2 separate regions of the Mus musculus genome follow, and region 1 is linked to region 2. A link is a loop called in an ENCODE intact Hi-C map of the cell type or tissue named here. Cell type or tissue: heart. All regions are shown on one strand. Each heading gives the region's core, and the rest is flanking DNA. Links, peaks and the distances in the headings are about the cores only. Region 1 overlaps Tanc2 (tetratricopeptide repeat, ankyrin repeat and coiled-coil containing 2). Region 2 holds the start of Tanc2 (tetratricopeptide repeat, ankyrin repeat and coiled-coil containing 2).

Region 1 (8,341 bases), core at 207-8,206, 270 kb before region 2:
AAGTAAAAAACAAACTATTCTATTTTGTTCTACATATGAGCTCACAGTTTTTTCAAGTTTTGCACTAAGAACTTAATTTCATTTTACCAATACTATAATGTCAACTCTCAAATTATGAAGAGGTGTTTGTGTATCTTTTGTCAATACTTGGGATTGTAACCAGGGCCTTTTGCATGATGGGTAAACACTCCACACTGAGCTATATCCACAGGCCAGATATATATATATATATATATATATATATATATATATATATATATATATATATATATATATTTTGAGACAGGGTTCTTTTGTGTAGTCCTGGCTGGCCTTAAACTCAGAGATCTGCCTGCCTCTGCTTCCCATCCCCGAGTGCTGGGATTAAAGGTATGTGCCACCACTGTCCAGCTCCAGGCCAGATAATCTTTTTTTTGTATATTGCTAAAGTTTAATCACTTTTTCCCCCAAAATTTTTATTAGGTATTTTCTTCATTTACATTTCAAATGCTATCCCGAAAGTCCCCTATACCCTCCCCCCACCCTGCTCCCCTACCAACCCACTCCTACTTCTTGGCCCTGGCGTTCCCCTGTACTGGAGCATATAAAGTTTGCATGACCAATGGGCCTCTCTTCCCAATGATGCAGGCCAGATAATTTTAACTTGTTACTTTCAAGTTTTTTTTTTTAAATAAAATGTTAGTATTAATGACTTGGCACCAAGAAAACAAAATAGTCTTTTAGAGACTCCAAAAATTAAGGAAAATTTTAAGTTAAAAAATGAAGTAATAGAGGAATAACTTGGAATGAGGAATTTACCTAAACTACTGGAATTATTACATGCTTGATTTTGAGAACTCTGGCTCCCTGAAACTTAATTGTATCTTAATTTCCACAGAGAAAATAGATGTATCTGGTTGGCTGCACACCGCCTAGTTTGCTGGACAAGTTGTATGCTGCTTCAGGAGAGCTCACTAGTTTCAAAAGCAGTTGTTCAGCCGGTGGTGGCCTGAGAACATTTTCACAGTGGAAACAGCCAAGTGTTAAAGTGGTTCTTCCTTCCCCAGGTGACTGCTGGAAGTGTGGCACTCTCCCTTCACACTTTACCTGGGTGATTCCTAAGCCAAGATCCTCACAGGGACCAAAAGGCTGATGACAATTCCCCTGTAGAAAAGTTTTTTGTTTTTGTTTTGTTTTTTTTGAGAAACATTTCAAACACTTCTTAAAAATTACATTTGCGATGTGGTGTGTGTGTGTGTGTGTGTGTGTGTGTGTGTGTGTGTGTGTATAGTCAGTTTTCTCCTACCATGTGATTGAACTAAGGTTGGCAGGCTCAGAGGAAAGTGCTTTTGCCCACAGAGGAGCCATATCATTGGCCCTGGATATTGTAATGAATGAAACAATTAATTTGCTAATAAAGCTAAATTTTATTCACAGAAATTTTCAATAGAGTACATTATTTATTCCATGAATAAAACATAAATATTTCTTCTCTCTAAAGTGGGGACTAATATGGGCTGGGTGGTGGATTTGTCTACCATACAGAAGGTCCTGGATTTGATCTCTAGCCCTGTAAGAAAGAAAACGTTTGTCCCTTTATCAGGATAATGACAGTTTTTTAAACTCCTGTGAAGTTTTCTTGCTTGAGACTTTCCTTCCATTCTTGGGAGGCGTTACCTAGGGTTGCAGGCTTATAAGATGTCAACAGATAAGTTTATTAAAGACATCAGTATATATTATTTTTTAAAAATAATTTAAAACAAAATACAAAACTTCTAATACTATAGACATTGTAAAAAATGAAAGACACTGCTAAATAATTTCTTTTTTTGTCTAATGAGATTCACGAGTTATACACTTAAGAGAAGAGACTTTAATGTCTTCAAACTGCTTTTAAAATGCAATAGCCTTATATGAATGCTTCTTTATATTCATTTTCAAGCTTTTACAGAATATTAAAAGAATTTTAAAAATTAAAATAGCTGGGCAGTGGTGACGCATGCCTTTAATCCTAGCACTTGGAAGGCAGAGGCAGGCAGATTTCTGAGTCTGGTCTATAAAGTGAGTTCCAGGACAGCCAGGGCTACACAGAGAAACCCTGTCTCGAAAAACAAAAACAAAAACAAACAAACAAACAAAAAACCAAAAAATTAAAATAAAGTAAGGACAAACAAAAATTGATATTTTATATTCTGCCATTTAAATGTATGAACATTTAAAATGCAGATACTATTTATTTTTTGATCGTGAGTTTAGTCTTTAATGGCTGAGCCATTTCTCTAGTCTGAAACTACTATTTATTATCAGAATTATTTCATAGACAAATGTTAGCTCTTTCTGGCCTCCTCCTCTTTTCCTTCCCTTTCTTTCTCCATCCTTTTCTGTCCCCTCTTTCTCTGCCTCTACTCTCTCCTCAACGCCCCCTTCTCATGCCCCAAATAAACTTCATTTTACATCAGAAAAAAATTTTAATTAAAAAATAAATATATTAACTTCTTTATACTTTAAAAATCTGTATCTATGACCACTCAAATTCTAGATAGTCTCATTTTCTTATTTTGTCATGGACTAACTGAGACTTTTAAATTATGAGTCACTGCTCTAGCTGAGAAGTCACTGGAAAAGTTTCCCAGGCTTTTAATCTTGCTTTAACCCCTGTAAATAACATCCCCTGGTGTTCCTCATTGCCTTTGCTTACATATACCCTTAGTAAATCTTTGGAGTCTTCCCTAGTAGTCCCTTCTAGGACTGTACATAGGTGCCGGAGATAAGTAATGATTACAGACACTGAATGAGAAGAGGAAACAGCGAGTGCTGAAATCCCAACTGCATCTTAGTGTGCTTCTGAGTACAGCACACAGGAGTCGCTAACAGACCCACAGCCACTGTCTGTCCCTCAGAATCACCTCCTTTCTGCTCTGGTGCTCCTGTTCTCTCACTTCATATTGGTGGCTGAAGCAAATGCCCACTGGGAAGCTTTTGGAATCTTTAAAAATTTTGGAAAATACTGTCTATATTTTTTTAAAGGAGAAGTGCGTTATTAACAATCTAATTCCTGACTACGAATTGAAAAGTATTTTCCGTAAAACTCCCCTGGGAGGAAAACTCTAGCTACCTGAGGATATGTATATATGATTTTTAATTCAATTATATACTCTGATATATAATTTTCAATTATATACTCTGATAAGTTTTGGTAAATATATATATAATCACGCAACTAAAAACCTGGTCAAATTGAAAAACATTTCTGTCATTCAAGAAAATTCCCTTAGGTATCCTTCCTGTCAGTGATCAAAGGGCAGCTAGCCAGTGTTTAAATTCGATCACCACAGGCTACACACATTTGTTTCCTCTGAGACTAACACTGTTGAATGTAGTATTTGTTTCTTTTTATTACTAAGAAGAATTCCATTGAACAAGTTTACAATCCGTTTATTCATTACATTGATGGACATCTGGGTTTATGTACTTATTAGGATAATTATATGGATGAGCCTTTGTTAATATGATAAATTATATAGATTAACTTCCAAATGTTAAGCTAACACTGTAATCCTGACCAAGTAGAAACTAACTTCGGTATTAGCTTTTTTCTTCTTCAACGATTTTGTTATGATAGCCATGAGGAATAATGGTGTATAATCTACTTCTTCTTTCTTTAGTTTTTAAAAGATCCATATGTTTGACATTTTGATGTCCATCAGTGTTATGCTTGCCTGACTAAATCATGAAATGTCCTTTTCTTTTTTTTTTAAAATATGTTAAGCAATATGTGTGTTTTAAGAATAACCTGTCTACTTTAGTCAGTTTGTTGAATTTTATTGTGATAAGGTTGTTTATAATGGTTTATTTTTAAAAATATTTTTATGAACTGTAGTACCAGCTCTTGATTTATGTTGCTGTTAATTCATGTTTTTCTCCCATATTTTTTGAACAGTCTTGTTGAGGCTTGATTATCCAATTTCACATCAACTTTCTACTTCAATCATTTCTGTTAGAAGATCACTTCCTTATTTATACTAATTAAATTTATTTTCCTAGTTTAAGAAAGAAACTCACACAAGTTATTTTACATCATTCATTTTGAAATATTAAACATTCTTTGTATGACCTGCTCTTTGACCTATAGGTTATTTAGAAGAGGCTCACCTATACATATTTAAGGTTTAAGTATTGTTAATGACTTCTATTTTAAGTCCACTGTTTTGGACAACACTGCTGCAGTATTTACCTTCTTGGGGTGCATGCCCACAGTGTGTAGTGGACGACTCAGCATTGTGCTCAGAGTGCTATGCAGGGGGCTGGCGAGATGGCTCAGTGGTTAAGAGCGCCGACTGCTCTTCCGAAGGTTCCGAGTTCAAATCCCAGCAACCATATGGTGGCTCACAACCATCTGTAACAAAATCTAATGCCCTCTTATGGGGTATCTGAGGACAGCTACAGTGTACTCACATATAATAAATAAATAAATCTAAAAAAAAAAGAGTGCTATGCAAAAGCTGGACTCCCAAGCACACATGTAAAAAGCTGAGTATGGCAGCACATGCCAGAAACCCCAGTGCTGGGGGTGGGAGGAGAGACAGGAAGATTCAGGAGCTCAATGGTCAGTCAGTCAGAGACCCAGCGTTACGACAATTAATGAAGAGAGCTACAGAGGAAGACACCAGCCTCTTCCTCTGGCCTCTTTACATGTGGATGTGTACATTCACATATAGCTGTATTATGGATGCAATGCTCCACACCAACCTGCCTCCCCACACTAAAAATAAAAAATTTAAAAGGTGAAAAAATGTGGAGAGAGGTTTAAGGAGATGACTGTGCTTAGGCTTCAGTGAGTACCAGGGCTGGAAAGGAAAAGGTAAGGCATGAGCACAAGAGGGAGACAGAGCCCACTCATTTCATTTTCATTAACAACCACTAGCTTTTCTGATACAATTTATGTACCACAAAATGTCCATGTGCCTTTTTACATACCTTCCAAGTGAACAGTAAGTGATTTCTAGTGTCAATACTGAGTGAGGTATGCAGCCATGGGTGGCATAATAAATGTACTGCAGATATTTTCTAACTATAGATTCTAGCCCTACAAACTCTGAAAGAGTGAGATGGAGCAGCAACTTTATTGATTAATTCTACTTCCACAGAAAGGATTAGAAGCTCTACTACCTTTATTATAAGAAAACTAAAATTATTTGGAAATCAAAATAAGAACTTTTACAAAGGAAGGAGGAAGGATCAGTTTCTACATAGATTTGTTATTTTGAAATGCGTCCTGTTACATTGCCTAGGTTTGTTTTTAATTCCTGGATTGAAGCAGTCCACCTACCCTAGCCTCTTCCAAATGCTGGGACTACATATGTGCATTATCACACTCTACCCAAGAAAAGTCTTCTGCATGCTGTACTCTGTAGACATCAGCTATAGAACATTTAGTTCTGACAATGTAATAAACACAATCATTTCTATATCACAACGCAAGTGACCACGGCTCTTTTCAACCTTATTTATACCTTTGTGGAGGTTCTCCAAGGGCTCTAGGACTCCTCTCCGGAAGGAGGCCATGGGATCTTGAACACAGGACCGGAGGCTTAGCATGCTCTGCAGGTGAGGCTCCCGAAGAAGCTGTTCCCGGTAAGCTGTCAGCTGAGGTGAGCGGCAGAGCAGGGCAGCAACATTGTGGACGAATTCTGGTACCAGGCAGGTGTAGGCATTATCTGCCTGGCAATAGTGATAGGCAACCACCTATGGAAAGATGAGATTGCAAACAGGCTTATTAGCAGCTATGGTTACATATGACCATACCCTAACACTGTCTTTGGTTTCTCCATTTTCTCAATTTTTTTTCAAATAAAAATAAAAGCCACTAATGCAACTGCATAATTTATGCACAGTCAAAAATTAGACATAATACATGTATATATTCTAACAACCTAAAATTAAAGTTTATAAATAAAATGGGCTACGCCTTCTCGATTGTATGAGATAAGAAGCAAGACTGAGAAGGAAGAGGTACATTAATATTGCAAACATTTATTCCACACAGTAGTATAGAAAGGTCTACTCTTGTAACAAAGCATTAGAAATAAAACAGTGAGGAAAACCATGGTAGTCTCAAGAGATACACATGCTCACATCACTTTATGGTACAGTCCTGTTCTTTAAAAGATGAGCCTATAAAATAAAATAACTTAGATCTAAAAATTATCAGTGAACAGTTTCTGAAAATTCAAACAGAGGAAAAGTACCAAAATTAGAAAAAAGGAAAGAAGGAAAAAGGTGAGATTTTTGCTAAATGTGGGTCTTAAATTCTAAGAGTTTAAGAGTATTAATAACATTCAGGTTCTGGGCTGTCTGTCTGTCTGTCTGTTTTAAGCTGTCCATTAGAGTTGCACAGAATTTACTCCATATCTTCTGTTATGGTTGTTTTTTTTTTTTTTTTTTTTTTGCCTCAAGTGCAAGTGCAAAAAAGACCCCTCCTTCTTTTTGATAGGGTTGCACTCATGGAGCTGAGGCTGGCCTGGAACTCCTGATCCTCCTGCCTCCACCTCCACCTGCTCACGCCTAGCACAGAGAGTGACTTTAATATAGATTACTCTTCTGGCTCATTACTGCCAAGAAAAGTGATTGCATACAGTAGAAAACATGGCATCAATAGGAGAGATTCAAGCTTGATTTATGGAAAGAGTCTGACAAGGTGCTTAGAACACAGTAAGAGGGTAATGACATTAGCTGATTTTGCCCTCTTCATCATGGTCACCACCACGTCCACACTCATCTTAAGCGGTACCACCATCACTGTGCTGAGTGCTCACTTAGCAACTAACTTTGTGCCTATAGGTAGCTCAGACATCCCAATAGCACTCATGAACGTACTGGGAATGCTGTTCTTTACTTCCCTCTTAGACAAGTTTACAGCAGAGGCGTTCTATTCTGAAAAAACAAAAAACAAACCTCCTAATCTGTAAGTGTGGTAGTCTCTTTAATACATTCTGTAAATGTCAACTCTTTTAAGCAGTAAAAATCTTTCTCATTAAACATAAAGGAAATCAAATAATATTGGATGTTATTGTATATTTAAAGCTAACTACAGGAATTGCTTATGAGTGAAACAAAGAAGTCTGAACTCCATAGGAGGACTAGAAACCAGAGGTTGTATTTAGAGCTCCATCCTTTTCTTTAGGTGATTAGTTTCTGCTTTATTATCTATGTTAAAGACAGTGTTCCCTAGAGGGAAACCTCGTCCTCTCAGCCAACTGTGCAGCCAGTGGTTATTGTCTTCACAGACACAGGTCTTTGAATCAACATGTAGGCTCACCACACTTTGCTTCAATTGATTCCAGATGTGGAGGCAATGCACAGCTCAGCGAGCCTTGTATAACTTGCTTTTTATGTAATGTAGTGAGGTATTATTTTACAGATAAAGATTATAAAACTTTCTTTTACTGATTTTGTTAAAAATCATTATGTGTACTTGGAGATGTTTCCAGTACTGGGAATGGAGCCCAGGCACTTATATTTACTGCCAAGCACTCTGTCACTGAACTACACGGAAGCTGTCAGATGTGGACTTGGATTAATGAGGTTTCATTTAACAAAAGTCAGTGTACAGTTATAGATTCTAAAGCTGCTCCTCTTTTAATTTTAGTATTTGGCATTCCAAATATAAAGTCTTGATTTCTTTGAAGAATTCAGGTAGAAAATCCACTCAATATCTTCAGATTTGCAAGATGATTCAAAATAGGTTATTAATTGCACATTTCAAAGTAGTTACGTGGTATGTATAAGTAAATAAATTCCATGAAAACTATGTTAGGCACTGAGCTGTCTCAGTCAGATAAAATGACAGCACCCATGTCTAAAAGGCTGTGTGTCAGTAAAATCAGTGCTGGGTAGGTGTAGACAGACAGACCTCTGCCAGCTAGCATAGTTTATCATGAGCTACAGTTTCAGTGAGCCTGTATCAAAATGCCTGATGCTTGTGGGCCAGAAGATGGCATCAGATCACGTGGAACTGGAGTTACAGACAATTGTTAACTGCCATGTGGGTGCTAGGAATTGAACCTAGGTCCTTTGGAAAAACAGCAAGTGCTCTTAAGCACTGAGTCATCTCTCCAGCCCTCTAAATTGTCATTTGATACTACCTAAATATTTCCTATCTATAAAAACAGGGAGCAAGCCTAAATGTATGTACCTTTCCTGAGTCTCTCATGACACTGGGAAAAAGGTACATTTATACAGCACTTTACAGCTTTGAGGAATTTGTTATACTCATTATAGTTATAGCTCAGAAATGGCTCAGAATCCGTCTACCTTAATAAACCAACTGGCACAACCCTTTCCCTGCATGGACTCTTTTTTT
Region 2 (8,341 bases), core at 73-8,072:
GGAGAAAAAAATAAAGTATGGTAAAGACTGGCATCAGCCTAGTTTTTTTGTTTCTCCCTTTTTATTTTAAAGAATTAATTTTATTTTGTATATGTGAGTTACACTGTACACTGTCATTGTCTTCAGACACACCAGAAGAGGGCATAAGATTCTTTACAGATGGTTGTGAGCCACCATGTGGTTGCTGGGAATTGAACTCAGGACCTCTGGAAGAGCAATTATTACTCTTAATCGCTGAGCCATGTCTCCAGACCTCTTTTGTCGATTAAACTTGATCATATTTATCATTCACTAAAGAAGGGCAAACAGAAGCTGAAGATAGCAAGATACTTTGGTGTGACCCATAAAATAATCAACTCATTTGATACTTTCATCATCGACAAATATAGCTGTCAAATGATTTCTTTTTTGGGAGGTGGGGGATTAAAGATAGAACTCTAAAACACTTGCCCAACACATACAATGGCCCATGTTTCAGCACTACGAATCAAAAGTAAACTGATCTAACAAAAGGCATGTGCTTCCAGAAATAATTATGGTACTACAATTCTTTAGAACTTTCTGGAATAATAATAAGTCCCTCCTTTCTCCACATCCACAACCTGCATAAGCTTTCTGAGACTCAGACACTGAGTTCTTGGTCTCCATCTACAATTTCTTTGATCCTAAGACTCACAGTAAGACATCCTCTAAGAGAAAATGACCTCTGAATAGAAACCATACCTCTTAAGCCTCAAACTTTCAATATTTTTCTCCATAGCTTCAAGAGACTTACTCTCCATTACCTTAACTCCTTGTTCTGTTTTGGTTTGGTTTGTTGTTGTTGTTATTTTTACCTTAAATAATTTTCATTTAGTATATTACTAGAAAGCATGCAATTCAGATAAGCCAAGAGATAGTCTTCACAATATAATAAAGCATTAAAAAATTTACATTTACAGTATTATTTATCTTCCCATCAAATACTATTATTTGATGACTGTAGGCATATGAAGCAAATATAATAATACTAAGTTATCAATTAATTCACAGAGAAAAAAAGAAATGTATAATAATTAAGCTGGCTTCCAGTATTTATTACCTTGCTCAGACTTGTGTTAGAAAAATTAAAAGCCCTCTGTACCAGCATGCTCCAAGTCCTTGAAAGGAATCTGAGTACCATCCGTAAAAATACTCTCCTTAACTTTGAGTGATTCGGAATTTGATCCAGCTAGAGTGACCAAGTAGTTTCCCTCAGACTTTAACTGTATTTCAAGAAGGAAAAAACTTTGACAAAGAAAGACTCGTATGCATTGCAATGCATAATCATTCTAGTATATATCCAGTAAGTATCAACCATTTCAGTATTTCCCCTTTGAAACTCCTGTTATTAGTATATTCCTGTTTAGAGTCTACTTCTTTTCTTCATTCAAAAAAATCCTAATTATTTAGGAACTGCTAAAGGGATAAAGTCAACTATAGCAAACAAGGAGAGCGAGCATGACAGAAGTAAAAATCAATGGTGAGGGGCTGGGAGTGCAGCTTAACGTTAGTAAACACCAGGCCGTGGGCTTATCTCTAGCACCACTGGAGGAAAAAATATTAGTAACAGCCAGACAAGGTGGCACATGGCTTTAATGCTAGCACCATGGATGCACAACAGAATGGGTAAGTCACTGTCAACTGGGGCTACACATGGGGACCCTGTTTCAAAGAAGAAAAAGTCAATGATGGGAGAAGGAAATAACCAATTAAGGTTTAACAGTGTTGGTGGTAAATTTTTACAGTAAAAATGCAAACCAATTACAAGTAAAATATTATCAATAAAAATTCAGAGCAAGTATGATCCTATATCTCAATCAATTTCTTCAGTATAATAAATTATATAGTTTTACATCCTAAAAATGTTTGTTCATAATTAATATGTTTAATACCCATAATATCAACAAATGTATATTAAGGTAAAAGACTGTCTACATGAACTATGTGAGTCACAAGGTAACCAGAAAATATTTCTGTGAACAGACTGGTAGAAATAATTTGCAAATAAATAATTATCACAATCATGAGAGGTGACAGTCCACTTTCTAAAACAATCGAAGCTATATGAGGAATGTAGAGTTCACTGCTGTTCCTTGAGCTTTATTCGTTTTTGTAAATATTTCATATGTAAGGAATATCTATAAAACAATGGTTAAGTGCTAAGAAAAATCTGAGCAAACATTTGTTTGGAAAAGCTAATTATTCAAAAGATCCAACCCATTTTTGCTAATCACATTAAAACAAATAGAGAACATAAAATGTAAGTATGCAGGAGAAATAATTTCATCTTGATTTTCCAAATAAAGTTAGCAATAAAAATTTACTGATACTTTTTTAAAAAAATACCATGAGGTATATGTGTGTGTATCAAACTACCTGAATATAACTTTTGACCTCTAAAGATCCTCCTCAAAGAAAACATGACTATAAATGTGTCTTTAATCACATGAAAAGTCCTGAATAAGACTACTTACTGCTTATAATCACATAAAAAGAATTTAAAAACAAATTCCTAAAAAGAAGTATTTACTATAAGCACTCTTTGCACATGTGTACACAGTTTATTTGCTTTATGGTGGACATGTGCATTTAAGTACAGTATGCCTTGTCAGTACTAATTCGAGGACAATCCAGTATAGTGATGAAGGACAGTTAGGAGCCAGAGTTTCCAGCCAGAGTTTCTAAATTAAAACAGCATTTCCAATTCTCAGCTACATAATCTTTGGCAAATTAATCTGTTTCCATTTCTCCTGGGTAAAATGGAAATAACAATATATACCTCAAAGAATTTTGTAACTGTATAAACAATGTACAAGACTGTCAGGAAGTGTATGCTGTATAAATGTAACCTACTACTACTAAAGTAATAGAGTCCCATGTTCCTGAGCATTTTTAGCAACCTGAATTAACTAATATCAGATACTATTTAAATGGGACATCAAATCTAAGATCTGGTTAACATGTGTTCCTAGCTATGCACTTTAAAGTAAACAAGTGATTAATAGATCTACATAGCCACTCCAATGATAAAGAACAATCTGAAAAGACTGTTTCCCAAAAGTTGCAGCTATCAATTTCTTCCCTTACACAAGGGGGCAGTGATAACAAGGAAAGAACAGGGTTCTGCAACACCTCTTCCTACAGACAGTAGGGGGTGGCAGTGCATATGGCTTACAGTCAGAACAAAACAGGAAGACCCAACAGAACTGCTCTTTATTCTCTTCTGGCCCTCTTCTCTCTTTAGCCTCAACAGAGCCTCTTCAGAAAAGGCTAAATATCTTCAGAAAAGACTAAAGTTCAAAATTAATCAAGGAAAATCCAATTTCGTTTTTGAAGGAAATGATCCCTCAATGAATGAATCTGGAACCAGGGCGAAGCCAATCACTATGAATTTTCAGATTATCTGGCAAATTACTATAATAAGAACAACATTCACGCAGGTAATTCAATTTATAAGAATTCCAACATAACACACCAAGATATCATCAATAATTAAATACACCCTGGTGAACACATCAAATATTTCTGCTTTTGTTTCAGTTACACAGATACTCAATGTATACACACGTTATTTTTAATGGCTCATCTAGCTGTCTTTTGTTACTTTTGAAATTACAGTATGTTCTGACAATCCTCTCAAAACACAGATGTTCTTAGATGGAAGTCACAACGTTTTGTAGCATGTGGACACACACACACACTTAAGAGAGAAAGATGGGGTTGAAAGGAGGAGGAAGAGAGGTAAGGAACAGTTGTTTCATTTGTTTCTGGTTTTCCCTCACATCCCGAAGACAATTTACCTGGTAAATGCTACAAGGAACACTAACTACATTGACAGTATCCATGTTGCTGCATTTTATGCCAATTTACTGTATAGCGTTTTTATCTTATCTCACCATCCCATCTCAAGAGCTAAAACATACCAGAATATTCCACTATTGCCAGGCTCTGTAATTAGCCACTGCCATAGCTTTTGGCTCCAACCCTTCAAAATGCCTGAAAATTTATCCCTTTTGTTCACCATATTGTTCTGTTTTCCTTGTTCCACTTATTTTCACCTGTAAAAAAGCCAAGGCAGGGACACATGAAAAATCGTTCCCTTTGCCTAACGATCCTGAACACACAATTACAGTCAGGGTGCTTGGCTTGTTTGTCTTTTTTTGTTGTTTGTGTTTTTCTTTTTTTTCTTTTTTCCTTGAGAGGAGCAGAGGAGAGAGTGAAAGACATCCAATCTTTTCCTAATGCTAATGACCATTGTTTATGTTTTCTGGGAAACATTTTAAACATTCCACACCTGGAATAGAGAGACAGGCTACAATTGCATGGATGCTCTACATGTTGATGACAAAATCTGAAATCATTTTAGCCCCATTTTTTTCCTTTCCCATCTCACAATCAGACAATCTTTTTTTTTTTTTTTTTTTTTTGCTTTCACGTGGGTACTTTCCCCATGTCAAAAATCGCAGCTCCTCTCGATCTCCTACGACAGAATATGTAGCAAAAGCCCCATTAGTCTTTTATTATAGTACACCTCCTTCCCCAAAGGAATTATTCATGTTCCTAATAACACTTCTACCATGCATTTCTACGCCACAGAGGCCAGCCCATCCTGTGCCTTTACCTGGCACATTTCACAACTACTTTTATGCTGCATTCAGGGACACATTTTGCAACTCGTTCTGCACCACATTCCTTGCCACGTTTAGCAATCTGCCTCGCATCTCATCCCGGTCCCCGTCATCCAAAGACCCTCCAGGTACCAAATACCAAGACCAACCTCGGTGACAACCAAGTGGTAGACCCCGGAGCCCTCCGAAGCCGCCCTCGGTCCCACATTCATTCGGAGGCAGCCTGCCTTCCCCACGCCTTCGACACCGGAGGCACTTCACTGTCCGTTTCCCAGTCTCCCTGCTCGCCCCAGCCCCCGCAGCTGAGGCGTCGCAAGCGAACGCCCCTGTCACCTCACCCTCACCGACCCTTCTTCCCTGCTCGCCCAGCCCTTACCTGCCGTTCTAAGGGGCGCGGCGCACCTCGGGGTCAAGCCCGCGTGCCAGTGGTCTCCGGTGAGGACCGCGCCGCCCGCGGACGCCCCACGGAGGATCCGCACCTCAGTCGGGCTCGGCGGGGCCTCGCGGCCGGCGAGCGCTGGCAGCCCGCTGCGGTCCTCCTGTCAGCGGCGGCGCGGGGGGGACAGGCTCGCCCCTCAGCACCGCGGCGGCGGCGGGCGCCTCGCTCCGCCTCGCGCGCGGCACAGCCGGGAGGTGAGCGCGAGGGGGATGGGAACGGGGGCGGGGCCGCCCGAGGAGGCGCGCGGGGCGGCGGAGGGAGCGCGGCGCCTGCCGCCTGGGGCCCCGCGCTAGCGGCGCTCGCAGCTGGCCGCGCTGGGCGGGCGGGCGGCTGGCGCGAGGCGGCTGTGGCCAGCGGGCCCCGCCGGAGCAGCGCGCGCCCAGCAACCCGCGCCCGGCAGGCCGCTCTCTAGCGCCGCCGCCGCGCCGGGGGCGTCGCACCCTCGGAGGCCGCCCGCAGCCCCGCCCCCTCCGGGCCGGGTTGGGGAGGAGCGCGAGCGCGGAGGGAGAGCGCGTGCGTGGGGGCGCGTGCGTGGTGGAGCGCGCGCGCCCCCGCCCCCCGCCCCTCCACGGCCTGGGGGCGGGGAGGCGTTGCGAGAGCTGGTGGTGGTGAACCCCGGCTCCGCGCTGACAGAGGGGGCCCTGGCGCTGCAGGACGTGTAGGCATTTCTGGTTTCCTCAGGGGGCTTGGACTGGTGGGGTCGAAGGCATTTGGTAAGGAAGAGGAGAGGAAGCTCAATAGCTGACAAGGCCCTAAAGAGTTTGGCTCCGCCCCCCGAGATGATGTCACTCTCGAGGTGGCTGCTGCTGTCACGTGCGCCCACTTCTGGGGGCCTTTCCTCCTGCTTTGATAGCCCGAACGTTCCTCTAGACTGCCCCCGGCTCTGGTCACCACAGGCACACGTGTCACTCAAAGTCATCGACGCCAACAAGTGTCAGTTATTCCTCTCCTGCGTCTCAGTGGTAATGTGTAGACTGCTTTCAAGATGCCACCGTTGCCTTTCGAACAGGGATGGGAGGAAAAACAACAATGGCTTGGGGGCGGGGGGGGGGCGAGGGAAAATAGAGAGGAAGAAAGAAAACTGTCATCTGGAACAATTGATGACAGTTCTCTAACCTTAGCTTGCTAGACTTCAGTAAAGTTGACACGCTGCCTCTGTCATTACCAGCTTCAATAAGAACTATAGTGATTTCAAGGCACCCGGCTAAGCATAGAAAGTCATCACATTAAGACCCCATTGGAGGCTATTCAGTCATGTTTCTCCCCAAACTCTCTGCCTAGATGGTCTTCAGCTTGCTTCAAACCACGAAAACAGCCCTTCAACTTTGCAGGATTCTTGGAATAAAAATTTTTTCCCAAGTGCGTGCTACAAGATGATACAAAGCAATCATCGTTGCATATTTTGCTTGGGTGAACTTCCATCCCATTAACTGAGATGACTTTTTCGTCATCTGCTTCTTAATGAAATGCCATGATTGGAAATAGATTCACAAATTGCATCAATCAAGGGTGTTGTTTCAGTGCCGTTTAGAAGGTGGAGAAATTGATTGATTGGTTGCTTATTTTGATAACAGTCTATCTGAATCTACCCCAACCCCATAGCACTTATGTAATTTCTTTGATTTTTTTAAAAAAAATATTAATTTCAATGCAATATTTTTAAAAAATGGACATGAAGTCACGTCAGAAAGCAAGCCATTCCAGTGAACGCTTGAGAACTCTGAGGTAGAACTCTGAGGTATGACTATAATTAGTCATGTGAAAGACATATGGACTGTTGATACTAGTTCCAAAAGTTAAGTCTAACTAAAACCTACCTGCCTATGGTGATAGGAGCAGGGGACTGAGGTAGGTGAGGTGGGCATCAGAGGGAAATTTTCTGGATTATTAGAATGGTCAACACTGGTTAATGGTCACAACTGCATACACACCTCAAAAGGAAACTGTGCCTGTGTTTAGGTTTTAACCCACAAAGAAACGTTACATTTCAACAGTTTCACAATGAAACATTACAATGTCGTTATCTCTGGAGTCAAAGAACAGGTTTGGTCCGTGTCACTTTCCACTTACCCTGGGACGTGGTGCTAAGCAAGTCTTTGAAACTTTTCTTCACCTGTTTGGAATGAGTCATGATACCTCACAGAGTGATTATGAAATTTAAACAAAACTTTGAGAAATATTTAGTACAGAATATAGTATACAATAAAGTGTTCGTGGAAAAATACCAACTGTTTGCATTGTTTTTAGACTTGAATTTACCCTCCTTCCGTCTCTTTTAGTCTTTTTATTTATTTTAAAGATTATTTTGTATCTAAGCTGTTTCCTGTGGGTTTTGCTGAAGCTAATAACATTCCTTCCCTTGAGAAATTATGAAGCAGTCAGGGGTATAATATGTTACTTTTCAAACTAGTTCAGGTGGCAGCACCTAGAAATTATGGTGCTCATTGCGAAGCACCATGAAATATTGGTAGATTGAATTCTGCCATATGGACTTGACACAATTTTAACAGCCCTAAGGTTGGTTATACTATGCTAATGCAGATAGCCTCATATTAAAAATAATATTTTAAAAGAAATAATATGTCTGTTATTCTCTTTTAAAATCCGTTTGCTTTTTTATGGTTTAAGAGCTTTATTATAGAAATGCAGGGGAAAGAGAGAAGGGAGAGAGAGAGAGAGAGAGAGAGAGAGGGAGAGAGAGAGAGAGAGAAGAAAGGCTAGAGAGACAGAGAAAGGAGACAGGAGAGGAGAAAACAAAGAGAAAGGGAAGAGGAGAGAGAAGTGAGAGGTTAAGGAACAAAGTGTAAGAGAGCGAGGGGAGCTGAGCACCCCTTTTTATGGTCTTCACTGTTGCTAGGTAACTGGGGAGGAGTTTAGCCTGAAGGCCAGAAGCTTGGGCCATTGCTTACATGACTACTGACCATGCTTCTCTTGTGGGGGCTGTGGGAGGTGGTACCTTAGGCAGGGGCCGGACCTTTAATGCCAGCACTTGGGAGGCAGAGGCAGGCGGATTTCTGAGTTCGAGGCCAGCCTGGTCTACAGAGTGAGTTCCAGGACAGCCAGGGCTACACAGAGAAACCCTGTCTTGAAAAAACAAAACAAAACAAAACAAAATCCACTTGCAACTTTTTCGCAGGGTTTAATAATAATTTGCAAAATGAGAACCTTTAAACCCATTTTCCTGGCAATTGGAAAACCACTGTAGTTCAGTTTTAGCAGCAGATCTCTTTATTGGATTTTTGCTGATAGCTGT

What was found. A loop is a pair of places that touch in the nucleus more often than their neighbours do. Peaks named below come from ENCODE experiments on the same cell type or tissue, not always from the same donor. Only the 100,000 strongest peaks of a DNase experiment are listed, where the experiment ranks them.
Region 1: it touches region 2 in a loop (2.2-fold over the local background); 4 of 42 quality-filtered maps call a loop at or near these places.

Annotation. Positions count from the first base shown.
Region 1 is chr11:105,854,780-105,863,120 of GRCm38, reverse strand. It overlaps Tanc2 (tetratricopeptide repeat, ankyrin repeat and coiled-coil containing 2), which reads right to left. Exons shown (of 26, transcript NM_181071.3): 11 at 5,493-5,724. Among named protein-coding and RNA genes, the nearest start is that of Cyb561, 86 kb to the left of the region's middle. In heart, for the core only: a CTCF peak has its summit at 4,856 (motif pointing right); no DNase peak of the experiment used is centred there.
Region 2 is chr11:105,586,934-105,595,274 of GRCm38, reverse strand. It overlaps Tanc2 (tetratricopeptide repeat, ankyrin repeat and coiled-coil containing 2), which reads right to left and starts at 5,289. Exons shown (of 26, transcript NM_181071.3): 1 at 5,026-5,289. In heart, for the core only: CTCF peaks have their summits at 3,138 (motif pointing right) and 5,537; DNase peaks (open chromatin) are centred at 3,164, 5,634 and 5,714; H3K4me3 peaks cover 2,841 bases; H3K27ac peaks cover 2,842 bases.